Linked DNA regions of Homo sapiens: regions 1, 3 and 4 are each linked to region 2. The links are chromatin contacts, found by Hi-C in ENCODE. All regions are on one chromosome and are shown on one strand. Each heading gives the region's core, a stretch centred on a gene start or an enhancer-like site at or near the end of the contact. The rest is flanking DNA. Distances are from core to core; before and after follow the strand shown. Region 1 holds the start of FZR1 (fizzy and cell division cycle 20 related 1). Region 2 holds the start of ZNF555 (zinc finger protein 555). Region 3 holds the start of PLEKHJ1 (pleckstrin homology domain containing J1). Region 4 holds the start of OAZ1 (ornithine decarboxylase antizyme 1).

What was found. A loop is a pair of places that touch in the nucleus more often than their neighbours do. Pooled maps may share reads with other maps.
Region 1: a loop to region 2 is called in a map of naive thymus-derived CD4-positive, alpha-beta T cell, with 21 times the contacts of the local background. The contact joins the promoter of FZR1 here to the promoter of ZNF555 in region 2. A Hi-C loop is called at or near these places in 1 of 168 maps with a recorded cell type or tissue (naive thymus-derived CD4-positive, alpha-beta T cell) and 8 of 50 pooled maps.
Region 3: a loop to region 2 is called in a pooled map, with 6 times the contacts of the local background. The contact joins the promoter of PLEKHJ1 here to the promoter of ZNF555 in region 2. A Hi-C loop is called at or near these places in 1 of 168 maps with a recorded cell type or tissue (breast epithelium) and 6 of 50 pooled maps.
Region 4: a pooled map shows a loop between it and region 2 (7-fold over the local background). The contact joins the promoter of OAZ1 here to the promoter of ZNF555 in region 2. A Hi-C loop is called at or near these places in 5 of 50 pooled maps.

What each region holds. Positions count from the first base shown.
Region 1 is chr19:3,504,315-3,507,788 of GRCh38, forward strand. FZR1 (fizzy and cell division cycle 20 related 1) reads left to right here and starts at 1,997. Exons shown (of 14, transcript NM_016263.4): 1 at 1,997-2,160. RefSeq lists enhancers at 1,372-1,421, 1,472-1,731, 2,542-2,751 and a silencer at 2,052-2,201.
Region 2 is chr19:2,839,730-2,842,885 of GRCh38, forward strand. It overlaps ZNF555 (zinc finger protein 555), which reads left to right and starts at 1,746. Exons shown (of 4, transcript NM_152791.5): 1 at 1,746-1,846. The coding sequence starts at 1,844. RefSeq lists silencers at 1,207-1,316, 1,327-1,516, 1,737-2,036, 2,077-2,126.
Region 3 is chr19:2,234,835-2,237,950 of GRCh38, forward strand. It overlaps PLEKHJ1 (pleckstrin homology domain containing J1), which reads right to left and starts at 1,495. Exons shown (of 6, transcript NM_018049.3): 1 at 1,321-1,495; 2 at 1,089-1,156; 3 at 928-994. The coding sequence starts at 1,414. SF3A2 (splicing factor 3a subunit 2) reads left to right here and starts at 1,990. Exons shown (of 9, transcript NM_007165.5): 1 at 1,990-2,067. MIR6789 (microRNA 6789) reads right to left here and starts at 1,092; the gene lies at 995-1,092. RefSeq lists enhancers at 1-299, 302-910, 1,519-2,127, 1,706-1,755 and silencers at 936-1,565, 2,176-2,275.
Region 4 is chr19:2,268,037-2,271,384 of GRCh38, forward strand. It overlaps OAZ1 (ornithine decarboxylase antizyme 1), which reads left to right and starts at 1,450. Exons shown (of 5, transcript NM_004152.3): 1 at 1,450-1,708. The coding sequence starts at 1,563. It overlaps LOC105372240 (a long non-coding RNA gene), which reads right to left and starts at 1,217. Exons shown (of 2, transcript XR_936242.3): 1 at 1,066-1,217; 2 at 457-836. RefSeq lists silencers at 1,017-1,506, 2,472-2,531, 2,742-2,941, 2,952-3,291 and an enhancer at 1,149-1,763.

The DNA.
Region 1 (3,474 bases), core at 747-3,246, 660 kb after region 2:
GTATTGAGATATAGTTTACATACTGTACAATTCATCTGTGTAAAGTGATAATTCAGTGGTGTTTAGTATATTCAGAGTCGGGCAGCCATCATCACATAAATTTTTTTTTTTTTTTTCCGAGACGGAGTCTTGCTTTGACACCCAAGGTGGAGTGTGGTGGCATGATCTGGGCTCACTGCAACCTACACTTCCCGGGTTCAAGTGATTCCCCTGCTTCAGCCTCCCGAGTAGCTGGGACTACAGGTGCGCGCCAGCACACCCGGCTCATTTTTGTATTTTTAGTAGAGATGGGGTTTCACCAGATTGGCCAGGCTGATCTTGAACTCCTGACCTCAAGTGATCTGCCCGCCTCAGCCTCCCAAAGTGCTGGGATTACAGGTGTGAGCCACAGCTCACGGCCATCACATCAATTTTAGAACATATCCATCAACCCCCCAAAATAAAGTCCATTCCAGTCACTCCTGATCCCCCTCTCCCAGCCCTTGGCAACCACTAATCCACTTCCTGTCTCTATGGATTTGCTTATCTGGACATTTCGTATCAATGGAATCACTCACTATGTGGTCTTTTGTATCTGGCTTCTTTCACTGGGCATGATGCTTTCGAGGTTCATCCAATCTGTAGCCTGTGTCCGAGCCTCATTGCCTCATATTGCAAAACACCGTGTCATTGTATGAATGGAGCATTTTCCCTTCATCTGTGGATGTACATTTGGGTTGTGTGCACTTTGTGGATGTTATGAATAAAGCTGCTATGCACATAGGTGTGTGAGTTTTTGCGTGGATGTTACATGTTTGTTTCTCTTGGGTAGATACCTAGGAGTGTTACTGCTGTGTCATGTGGCAATTCTATGTTTAACCTTTTTTTTTTTTTTTTTTTTTTTGAGACTGAGTCTTGCCCTGTTGCCTAGGCTGGAGTACAATGGTGCGATCTTGGCTCACTGCAACCTTTGCCTCCCGGGTTCAAGCAATTCTCCTGCCTCAGTCTCCCCAGTAGCTGGGATTACAGGCGCCTGCCACGATGCTTGGCTAATTTTTCGTATTTTTAGTAGAGACGGGGTTTCACTATGTTGGCCAGGCTGGTCTCGAACTCCTGACCTCAGGTGATCCACCCACCTCCACCTCCCAAAGTGCTGTGATTACAGGCGTGAGCCACCGCGCCCGGCCCATAATTTTTTTAAAAACCTGTTTTTTGTTTTTTTTTTCAAGACGTAGTGTTGCTCTGTCACCCTGGCTGAAGTGCAGTGGCGCAATCTCGGCTCATTGCAACCTCTGCCTCCTGGGTTCAAGGGATTCTTCTGCCTCAACCTCCCGAGTAGCTGGGATTAACTCCGTACCTCAGGTGATCCGCCCGCCTCGGCCTCCCAAAGTGCCGGGATTACAGGCTTGAGCCACCGCACCTGGCCTAAAAACCTGTTTTGTTCCCTGCTGTCTCACTGGGGCCTGGAGGAGCAGCACTTAGGAGCGCAATGCAGGTTTGTTGAATAAATTAATGACTCTCAGCAGTGACGTTTGTACGTTCGGGACACGCACCTGGTGTTGGGTCCCATCTGCGCTCATTAGGCGCGACGTCAATGCCGCACTGAGGTGTGCCTGGCTTCGATCTACCCTAGGAAGGGTCTGCCCTGGGGCGCCCCATTCCGCGACTGTCCCCAGTGGGAACCACGCCCTCCATCTACCAGAGCCATTTCTGCAACGTCTAGCACCCCGCGGGTCCTCTTCCGGCCGCGGTTGCCCTGGGCAACGCGTGGAGCCGCGCTTCCTGTATTGATTTGAATCGCGGGAGACGTCACGTCCTCCCGAGATGCCCAACGCGCGCAGGCGCAGCCACTCGGAGTGGGCAGGGCCTGGCTGGGTGTTGGGCAGGGCCTGGCGGTGTGTGGGGTAGGCGGGGGGCGTGGCCGCGATTAGCCGCGCGCGGCGTGGGGGCGTGGTCGGGTTGCGGGGGTGCGCGCGGCCGGCCGGGCGCGCGCGGCGGAGGGAGGGAGCCGGGAGGCAGCGGAGGAGCGACCGCCGCCATATTAGGGACCGCGGAGCCCGGGATCCCGTCAGCGGCGGCCGCGGCCGGGCCTGCGGGAGCTGCGGAGGCCGGAGGCGGGCGCTGTGCGGTGCCAGGAGAGGCGGGGTCGGCGGGAGCCAGCGAGCCACGGGAGCGAGCCAGGTGAGGCGGCCGGGGTCGGGGACCCGCCCCCCGGGCCCTAGGCGGCGGAGCTTGACTGCGACCCCCCAAAACCGGGACGGCGGGGCGGGCTGCGACCCCCACCCCAGCTCAGGCCCCTCCAGGAGCCCCCAGTCCCCTCGAATGCCGCCTCCCAGGCCGAACTAGGCCCGGGTGACCTCAGCATCCGCGTCTCCCGAGTTAACACCCAAATCCCAGCGTCCCCCCCACGTCGGGGCCTGCCGTGACCCCCACCCCGAGCCACCTGTAAGTCGTGACCTCCCCGCAGCCGCCGTCAGCGTCCACCATTCTTTTTAAAATAGGCTGAGCCCTGCACCCCCAACCAGGGGACCCCACTGCGCACCCCTAGAACAGCAGACCCCGCCTCCTAACCCGGGTGATTTCTCCCTGGCCTGTCATCCCCGGGACTTCCCAGTTCAGACCCTCCCAGCTTGGGTCCTGCCCACACGAAGCCGCCCCCCATCGCTGAGCCTGTGGTGTGCGATGGCTCGCCCAGGCCGCAACCAGCCCCTCGCCCCAGTAAAATGCAGTCCCAGCCCGGGACACCCGGAAACCTGTGTCTGTGGTCACTGTTGTGTCCACCAGTCCCCGCAGGCACGGGTTGAGTGCATGGATGTCCCCGTCTCACCTCATCTCGCTGATTTCTGCTCCCCCACCCTCCCAGCGTGCCCCCTACCAGCCCCCATTCCCCCGAAATCCAGCTCTCCCACCAAAGCCTCAGACGAGCTATCCGTGCACAAGCCCCTCCCTCCTCCGAACTGAACCTCCGTCCTGCGTCCTGCCCCGTGTCTTCTCCAAACGCAAGCCTGGCCATCTCGGATCCCCAGAATATGGAGTGTGCCCCCCATTCAGAGCCGTTTTACCCCTACTCAAACCTGTGACACCCCCTCCCCCTCTTCCACCGTCCAGACCTGTCTCCACCCCACGTCCTGAGACCCCCGATATGCAGATGTTCAGCCTAAATCTGTTTTGTCTTTTCCCCTGTTTTCTCCACCCCAAACTCATCCTCTGGTTCAGGGCGTCTCTCTGGTTCCGATTCCCCCGCCCCGCCCCAGTCTACCGGGCGATGACCTCATGCCTCTCCGTGGTGAGGCCCCCACCCCAACCTATGTGCTTTGAAGGAGGGTGATTTACCTAAGGGAAAACCATCCACCAAGGACACACACCACCAGCATGAGGGCAGCCTGCGGGGACTTTGAAGTGAAGGCGGAGTGGTCTCTCTCGGGGTGGGGGTGGGGATAGAAGCTGACGGCATCACCTAGGTTTGGTCCCCGGAGTGGATGTGTCGGGGGCCGT
Region 2 (3,156 bases), core at 496-2,995:
CCTGTTGTGCAATATTATAGACTTCCTTTTTTTTTTTTTTTTTTTTTTGAGACGGAGTCTTGCTGTGTCCCCCAGGCTGGAGTGCAGTGGAATGATCTTGACTCACTGCAACCTCTGCCTCCCTGGGTTCAAGCGATTCTTTTTGTTTTTGTTGTTGTTGTTTGTTTGTTTGTTTGTTTTTGAGACGGAGTCTCGCTTTGTCACCCAGGCTGGAGTGGTGGAGTGCAGTGGCGCGATCTCGGCTCACTGCAACCTCTGCCTCCCGGGTTCACGCCATTCTCCCGCCTCAGCCTCCCGAGTAGCTGGGACTACAGGCACCCGCCACCAGGCCTGGCTAATTTTTTTGTATTTTTTAGTAGAGACGGGGTTTCACCGTGTTAGCCAGGATGGTCTCGATCTCCTGACCTCGTGATCCGCCCGCCTCGGCCTCCCAAAGTGCTGGGATTACAGGCGTGAGCCACCGTGCCCGGCCTCAAGCGATTCTCTTGCCTCAGCCTCCCTAGCTGGGATTACAGGTGCGCGCCACCACGCCCGGCTAATTTTGTATTTTTAGTAGAGACAGGGTTTTGCCATGTTGGGCAGGCTGGTCTTGAACTCCTGACCTCAGGTGATCCGCCCGCCTCGGCCTCCCAAAGTGCTGGGATTACAGGCGTGAGCCACAGCGCCCGGCCAGCTTTTCAATCTTCCAAATTTTGGGGGGATGTACTTAAAAAAATGATCTGAAAACATTTTCCTTAGAGTTTAAAATATGAACTTGAGAGTTTTTTTGTTTTTTAATATGGAGTCTCACTCTGTCGCCCAGGCTAGACTGCAGTGGGGCGATCTCGGGTCACTACAACCTCCACCTCTCGGGTTCAAGCAATTCTCCTGCCCCAGCATCCCCAGTAGCTGAGATTACAGGCGCCCGGCACCACGCCGGGCTGATTTCTGTATTTTTAGTAGAGAAAGGGTTTCACCATATTGGCCACGATGGTCTCAAACTCCTGAACTCAGATGATCCGTCCACCTCGGTCTCCCAAAGTGCTGGGATTACAGGCGTGAGCCACTGCGCCCAGCCAAATGTGAGGGTTTTAATGAACATCTCATATCTTCTGGTTGATTTGAGCAAAGCTCCTGCCCCCTGCCAGGCTTTGGGTTCGGCCTCCCCCAGACCGGGTCTCCGGATTCGCAGCCCCCTGGGCGGGGTCTCCATGTCGCCCGCAGCGCGATGACGTCACGTCTGCGGGTCCCGCCCCCACGTAGGTCTCGGCCCTTCGGACCCGGCGCCCAGCCCCCGTTCGCCCTGCCAGGCCCGGGCCGCCCGCTTGCATCCACCTCCTGTCCGGACAAGGGGTCGCCTCGTGAGGAAACTAGTCTGGAGTTCCCACGCCCGTCCCGGAGGAGGACGCGGGCGGGGCGCCCGAACTGCGGGGAGAGGGCGATTCCGCCCCGGGCTGAAACCAGTTCGCCCAGAAGCCAGTGTCCCCGCAGGGCGGGACAGCCACGCGTGTTCGCAACGCTCCCGTCACTCACCGGCAGGGGGTGGGCCCTAGGGAACTACCCAGTCAGGACGGGCGGGGGCGGGGCCGAGACAAGTATCCAATGAGGGACGCCCAATCGGAATCCGGGGAACTGCCCAATTTACAGCGCCAGGGGACGGACTGGGGAATTCTCCAATCAGAGTCGCCGACGTTGGCAGCACTGTCCAATCAGAAGCGCGGCTTCCCGAGCTCTGTCTAATCAGGCCCCTGGGACGGGACGCCTCTGTCCTAGCCGTGAGTGCCCCGCCTGCCCCTAGCGGTCCCTGGCGTCCCGGTTCCTGTCGCGCTCACCTGCGCCGGTAGCGAAGAAATCGCCCCGGGACATGGTGAGTGTGGCGCAGGAGAGGATCCCGGTGCGGGGCAGCAGGAACCGGCGACCGCCCGAGACCGCGGCTTGGGGGGAGCTGAGGGACGCGGGGGGCGGCCCCGGCGAGGGCGGCGCAGGACGGGAGCCTGGGCCCCGGGGGTCCCGCCCGGCCCCGCCTCCCGCGCTGAGGTCGCGGCTAGGGCGCTCCGAGCTCCGGGTCCCCGCCCGCCTCTGGCCCCAAGGCTGCAGAGCGGGGAGCGGCGCCCGGAGCCCGACTCCGTCCCCGTCGTCCCGGGGTCCCCGCGTCCCTGCGCTCCCGACCCCCCACGCCCCGCCCGGGGCCGCGACGCCTCGGAGCGTTTCGCTGCGGCTTCGGGACCCCCGGGCCGCGGGAGGCAGAGTCGCCCGAGACCCCGAGGTGCGGTCCAGGCTCCCCCGGGACCCGCCCTGGGGCCGACGCCGCGGTGCCTCCTGGGGTGCGGGTCCCTGGTCGGTGCCGCCTCCGCTCGCGCTCCCGCGGCTCAGCTCCTTGGAGGCCCCGCGCCTCCGGCCGCGGTCTCTGGGGGACCCTGGGTTCCTCCCGGGACAGCCCGGGAGCGGTGGGGCCTCGGCGGGGGCGGAGACGCCCCCACCTGCAAAGGCAGCCCCTGGGGCGTGCGAGGTTTCCTCCCCTGAGTCCCGGTTTTCCTTCTTGAGGACTTCTTGTCCCCTCTGACCCCAAGATGCCTGGGGTAGGTAAGGGGAAAAAAAACAAGGGTTCCTGGTCCCTGGGCTCTCACACACAAGGAAGAAAAGTAACTGAAAAGACTAGAGAAACAAGGGAGAGCGAGGACCCCAAAAGCAAACGCACGCAGACCCACAGCGGGGACGCCCGGGAGGCTGGTGCATTAGTGTCCTCGGACTGCTGTAGCAACTGACTGCAAACGAGGGGGCTAAAACCACGGAAATATATTCTTTCACGGTTCCCTAGAAAGTGTGGATTTGAAGACGTTTCTCAGTTCTGTTTTGAGTACTAGCAATGGGATTCCTTGCTGAGGCAACACCTGAGTTGGGGGTGGGAGGGCGTCCGTCGTGGTAGCCTGGCCAGACTTGACCCCTCCCTGGGTTTGTCACTGTGAAAAGATTTTCCTTTTTTCGAGTCAGCAGTTTTTAGGAAGTGAAACGTACATTTAATTAGTAGAAGTTGGAAGATAAAATATTTCCAGGCCGGGCGCGGTGGCTCAAGCCTGTCATCCCAGCACTGTGACAGGCCGAGGGGAGCAGATTACTTGAGGTCAGGAGTTGGGGACCAGCCTGGCCAACATGGAGAAACCCCGTCTCTGCTAGAAA
Region 3 (3,116 bases), core at 245-2,744, 610 kb before region 2:
ACTAAAAATACAAAAATTAGCTGGGCATGGTGGCGCGTGCCTGTAGTACCAGCTACTCGGGAGGCTGAGGCAGGAGAATCACTTGAACCCGAGAGGGGGAAGTTACAGGGAGCCGAGATTGCACCACTGCACTCCAGCCTGGGCGACATACCAAGACCCTGTCTCAAAAAATAAGCAAATAAAATAATAAAGTGAAGTAAAAAGGGGTTGTCAGGGTGGGCCCTAAATTCTGCTTGGCGTCTGTGTAGAAGGGGAAATGTGGGCACAGACGTGATGCAAGGAGGACAAGGTGACGCTTCCACAAGCCAAGGAACCTGGAGGATACTGGCCACCACTAGGAACTGGGAGATTCCCCTCGGCCTCAGAAGGATTCGGCCCCACCCACACCTTCATCTAGGATTTCTGGCCTCCAGAACTGTAGAGAATGTTTCTGATATTTAAGCCACCTGGCCTGTGGAATTTTGACAGCCACTCTGGGCAAACTAGCAGGGACTCCATCTTTCCCCGCAGAAGGGAATCTCTTAAGACCCAGGAGAACACCCCCCTCTCACTCCTCCTACCCCCACCTGGGATTTCCAGCCCGGGGCCATATAACAATGCTAGACCCATGCTACTCTTGGCAGCTGGGGAAACGCTTTGGGTGGGGCTGGCCCACCTGCCCTGTAAGTACAGCCTGGGCCCACAGGGAACAAAGAGCAGAGTCTGGGAGGGACCCAAGCTTAAGTGGACTCGGCAGGTGGGAAGGGTGGTGCCCGCCAGGAGAACTTGACCTTGAGCTGCCCGTGGACAATGCACTCTTGTGTTTGAGGAGGGTGGCGCCAGGCTGGGGACACAGAGGAGACCTTGGGCGCCCGGGGAGGGGAAAGTGCGGCGCTGCGGGTGCCCCGGGCTGCGGGAAGCGCCGCTGGCTTCCCTAGCCCCACTCACTGATGGAGAAGGTGCCGGGCTCTTCCCGGACGACTCTGCAGCGCTCCAGCAGCAGGGCTCCGACGGGCTGGAGGAGACACGGGCGCCGGGACGGGGCAGTGAGCACCCGGCCTCCGAGGGGCCCAGCCTGGGACCCGCCCGCGCGCCCGGGACGCCCCTACCTCGGCCTCGTCTGTCCGAAAGTAGAAGAGGAAATTCACCACCAGCTTCACCAGCCGCCGCTTCAGCACTGCGGGCACAGCGCGCACTCAGGGGCGCAGGCAGCCCCCGCCCGGACCCCGGCCTCCCGTCCCCGGCGCCCCGACCCGGACTCCGGCCTCCGGCACCCCCGCCCAGACCCCGGCCCCGGCCTCCCGCCCCTGGCACTGTCTCGGTCTCCCGGGTCCCGCTCACCGCTGCCCTTCTTGGGGCCCCTCATGCCCAGCTCGGCCGCCATCTCGGCCGGCTGCCGGGACAGAGCCTGCAGCTCCTTCTCGTTGTACCGCATGGCTCCGCGGGGAACGGGAACCCGGGCCGCGCCCTCCCGGCCGCCGTCCCCGCTCAGGCTGGGGCCGGCGCCAAAAATGTCTCAGGGCGCAGACACGGAAGCACCCCCAGGGCTAGTGCGCCTGCGCACCTTGGGCCAGCCATGCCGCCCGCCTCCGCTGCGTGGCGCTGGCGACCCGTGGCTGCTGGCGTGGGCGGGGTACCGGTTGGTAGGAGAGACGGACCGTTGTTACATAACCATTAAACTGAAATAAACCGGACCAAGGTGGAACAGAATCAAGGCACCCCAGCGATGGCTGGCACCCCTTTCTAGAGCGGCCAGGCGCAGGCGGAGGGAGCGATAACGTCGCCCGGAGAGTGTCAGCCGCTCCCTCGCGAAAGTTGGCCCCGTGCGGCCGCAGCGGACCGAGGGTTCGTTGAGAGCGTTGTGCGCACGCGCAGTTTGCCTTCCAGGCCGCGCTTTCAGCCTCTCCCCCTCCAGCCTTTTCCTTCGCGCCTCGGGACCCTCTGACTCACGCCGCTGGGCGGGCCAGGCATGCGCACACCAGAGGGCCCGTCTCATTTGCCCCGGAAGTGCTTTCTTTGCCCGCCGTTCGCCAAACGAAGTCGTGGAGGTGGCGAAACGAGGAGGAGATAACGCGGCCTTGGGCTCTGGTGAGGAGTAGAGGCGGTTGAGGGCGGCGGCCGACGCGGACCGGGGGTTCCCTGGGGGACAGCGGACGTAGGAGAGAGGCGCTTGCGACAGGCCGCGGGCCGAGGGTGGGGCGGCGGCGTCGCTCCCCTCCCTCCTCCCGTGAGCGTCCGGCCTTGTGCATCCTGAGGCCCCGCGCTGGGCGGGCCTGGAGGGTCGGGCCCGCCAGGAACTCTATTTCCAAACTCCTGTTGGGAGGCCGCGCGCGGGGCCTCACGCCTGTAATCTCACTGCTCAGGGAGGCCTTGGCGGGAGGATCGCTTGAGGCCAGGAGTTCGAGACCAGCCTGGACAACACACCGAGACCCCCATCTCTACAAAAAATTTTAAAAAATTAGCCAGGAGTGGTGGTTGTACCTGTAGGCCCAGCTACTCGAGAGGATCGCTTGAGCTCGGAATGTCGAGGCTGCAGTGAGCCATGATCCCACCACTGCACTCCAGCCTGGGCAACATAGCGAGACCCCATCACTGCAAAAAAAAAAAAAAAAAAAATTAGCCGGGCGTGGTTGGTGACGCGCGCCTGTAGTCCCAGCTACTCTGGAGGCTGAAGCGGGAAGATCGCTTGAGTCCAGGAGGTCGAGGCTGCAGTGAGTTGTGATTGTGCCGTTGCACTCCAGCCTGGACAACAGAGCAAGACCCTGTTTGACAAAATAAAAAAGAAACAACCAAGATTCGTTGGGGTCGAATCGGGATCGCGGCTGAAATGGTTTCGGCCGCCTTCCTTGTAGCCGAGAACGCTTCTGTATGCTCATCTATACCTGTTAGTTGACTGGGGCTCTGTGATGTAATTCCTGTGAGCCTCAGTTCCCTTAAAATGGGAGTGACGGCTTCAACATCATGCCAAAGGCGACCAGAACACGTTAGCTGGCCCCATTTTGCAGGTGCACCCCGCTGTGACCGTTGTTCTTGTGTATCCTTGGACGACACCAAACAGCCAGGCGGAGCTCTGGAAAATAGGTTGTTGGCTAGGTTAAGGAGAGAACGGTGTTGCCACGAAAAACTAATTCCTTCTC
Region 4 (3,348 bases), core at 200-2,699, 570 kb before region 2:
TAATTTCTGCCTCAACACCTGAATAGCGAATGCTCGTAGCAGAGATGCAACAACAGCCTTCTGGTGCAGTACGAAATCTCGAAAGACAGGCAGGCGCGGTGGCTCACGCCTGTTAATCCCCAAACTTTGGGAGGTCGAGGCAGGCGGATCACCTGAGGTCAGGAGTTCCAGACCAGCCTTGCCAACATGGTGAAACCCCATCTCTACTAAAAATACAAAAATTAGCCGGGCGTGGTGGCGGGCACCTGTAATCCCAGCTCCTCAGGAGGCTGAAGCAGGAGAATCGCTTGAACCTGGGAGGCGGAGGTTGCAGCGAGCCGAGATTGCGCCACTGCACTCCAGCCTGGGTGACAGCCAGGCCCGGTCGCAAACAAAACAAAATTAAAACCATGAAAGGAATCAGGATTTGCCAGGAGTAGCATTTTTGCTTGGTAAGAACAAAATTTTGTTTATACATGAAATAAAAAATATTTTATTAAACCTCACTGCAAAGTGGCAACTTTTTGCTAAATTCATAATTTAGTCTACACACAAGCTATGTACCCGTATGTGACTGCCAAGAGTTATATCTTTGCTTATTAAAAGCAAAGTGCAGTTCATACCTGAGATTTTTTTTCTGGATTTAACCAGGAGGGGAAATATTTTTGCTAGGTAAGTCCACATTTTACCTCACAGGCGAAACAGTTTACCGAACTTGACCACCAAAGAAATCGTTTTTTCCTTGGGAGATCCACATTTTAGTTCATACATGAGATGTGTTTCTGAATTTTAACTGCCAGGAGTAGTGTTTTTCCTTAGGGTAAGTTTCAGTTTCCACAGGAAAAATCTGAATTTATCTGCAAGGAGTAAAATTTTTGCTTAAGTCCAAATTGTACACGAAATATTTTACTAAATTTGAATATCTTTAACATTGGAAGTTCTTTTTTTTTAAACACTGGAAGCATTTTAAGAACTGCAAGACCAAATTTAAAAAAATAAAACCAGTAATATCATCGATGATTACCAGGTGTTACTGGAAATAATTCTGGCGCGGTTGGACAACCCCCCAAGCACCCGGGGGCCTACCCAGGGGAGGGGTCCCGCTGCGTGAAGGGACCCTAGGGAGGGCGACGTGGACCACGACAGACAAACGGGCACTCGAAGACCCCCGAAAATCGGCCCCAGCGAGCCGCCCCCGCCCCCAAGGCACGATTGTGGGGGCGGGGACGGCTCGGGGCGCGCGCAGCGCGTACCCGGCGCCACGGCAGCCCCGCCCCCAGAAGGACGCGCGCAGGAGGGGGCGTGGCCCGAGGCTCACCAACCAATCTCCAGAGAGCCTCTTCCTTTCCCTTTCCCTTTCACCAATCAGGCGCTGGGAGGGGCGGGCGCGACTTTTTTTCCCGGCGGCCCCGCGGCTCTGCCCCTCGTGCGGTCGCGTTCCCGGCGGCGCGGGGGGCGTGGCCTGGGCGCAGCATCTATAAAGGCGGGCGGCGGCAGAGGCGCCATTTTGCGAACGGCGAGCAGCGGCGGCGGCGCGGAGAGACGCAGCGGAGGTTTTCCTGGTTTCGGACCCCAGCGGCCGGATGGTGAAATCCTCCCTGCAGCGGATCCTCAATAGCCACTGCTTCGCCAGAGAGAAGGAAGGGGATAAACCCAGCGCCACCATCCACGCCAGCCGCACCATGCCGCTCCTAAGCCTGCACAGCCGCGGCGGCAGCAGCAGTGAGAGGTAAGTGCCCCGCCCCCGTCCGAAGCTTCCAGAAGCGCCGGCCGCGCAGGCCTGCGGGGGGCCGTCCTCGGGGCGCCAGATAGGTCCCCGGCGCGCGAGATCCGCCCCTTTGTCAAGGCCAGAATCGCGCCGGGGACGAGGTAGGCGCAGGGCGGGCCTGGAGGTCCCCCCCGGCCTTAGCAGTGCTCTCGGGGGAGTCGGGTTTGGGGGGCAAGGGTGCGGAGTTGGATTTGGGGGGCACCGTCCGGGGCGCCTGATTTGCGGGAGGGGCATGGGTCGGAGGTCGGATTTGGGCGCAGGACGGGGAGTCGGGGGAGGCGTGTGTCTTTTGCGGGGTTCGCGGGATGGGACTCGGCTTCGGAGGAGGGGAGAGGCTTCTGGTCGAGGGTTGGATTTGCGGGGCGCAGACTGGGAATTCGGTTTGGAGGAAGGGTGTGCGGTCGGGTCGGATTTGGGAGGCGCAGGATGGGGCAATCTGGTTGGGGGCGGGGTCGGCCTTGGGGGGCTGGTCCGCGGACAGGCAGGGCCCGCGGGGCTGGTGAATCTGCACTTTTCGGTCCCGGCCGTCGAGCGTGCGCTGCGGGAGCGGGGAGCGCTTTGCGGTGGACGAGCTCCCGCGGGTCCCTGTTGCCTCGATGTGGCCCCTGCACGCGACGGACCTCGTGGGCCCCGTTTTTCGCCCCTGAGCGAGTCGGTCTGGATGGCCCGGGACGCGCCGGGCGAGGCCGCGCACGTAGACGGCACCCAGGGCTTCTCCGCGGGGGCCGCCGGGGAGCTGGGGGTGGCGCACTCCGACAGCCCGGCAGCGCCCTGGGAAGACCCCCGCCGCTTCCCGGGAAGACGCGTCCCGCTTCCGGGGGCGCGGGTGCCAGCTGCGGTTGTGGGGGAGCCCGCGGGGTCTCGGTCGAGCTTTCCCGACTGCGTCCCCCGAGGTGGGCGTCGCTCAGCCCCGGATCGGGAGGTTGGGCCGCGGTGCTGGCGGTGCCGCGGTTTGGGGGCCGTGCAAAATGGAGGCAACTTTGGGGCCTGTTTACCCTGCGCAGCAAATGGCTGCTGGCGCTGCCGGCTGCGCGATTGTGAAAATCTCCCCCGGGGCGCGAGGCCGCGTCTGCCTGGATGACGCAACCGGGAGGGCCCGGGCCTGGAGCGGGGGCGGGGGGGCGGGCGGCCGGGAGCCGGAGCGGGGCGCGTCCTCCATGAGGTCAGGCTAGGCCCGCCCGGTCTTCGCGGGGACAAGCAAGAGTCCCAGATTTTGGCCGTAGTGCAGGGTGGAAAGGGGAAGCCGCGACAGAACTGAAAAGGGGAAGCGCTGGCTGTCTTGGTGGCCGGGGGGTGAGGCTCTGCCCCGGCGGGGCTGCGTGAGGGGAAGGGGCCCCCCGCCCTGGGAAGGTTGGGCTGTCCTGGGCGGCGCCGCCCGAGGAGTCGGGGCTCAGTGACTGCTGCCCTTGTAGGTGCTTGGGGCAGGCGTTGGAGCTGCCTTCGGGAAGCCTCGGGGGTGTGGGACCGGGTGGGCCCCTGCCTGGGCGGGGCGGGGTCTTTTGGCCGAGGCAGGGGTGGGGATGTGCTGAAGGCCGCCCGGACGCCCTGGAGGGGTCTCCGCCCGGAGCCTGGCGCTGCCTCGTGACCTGCATCATCTTCAG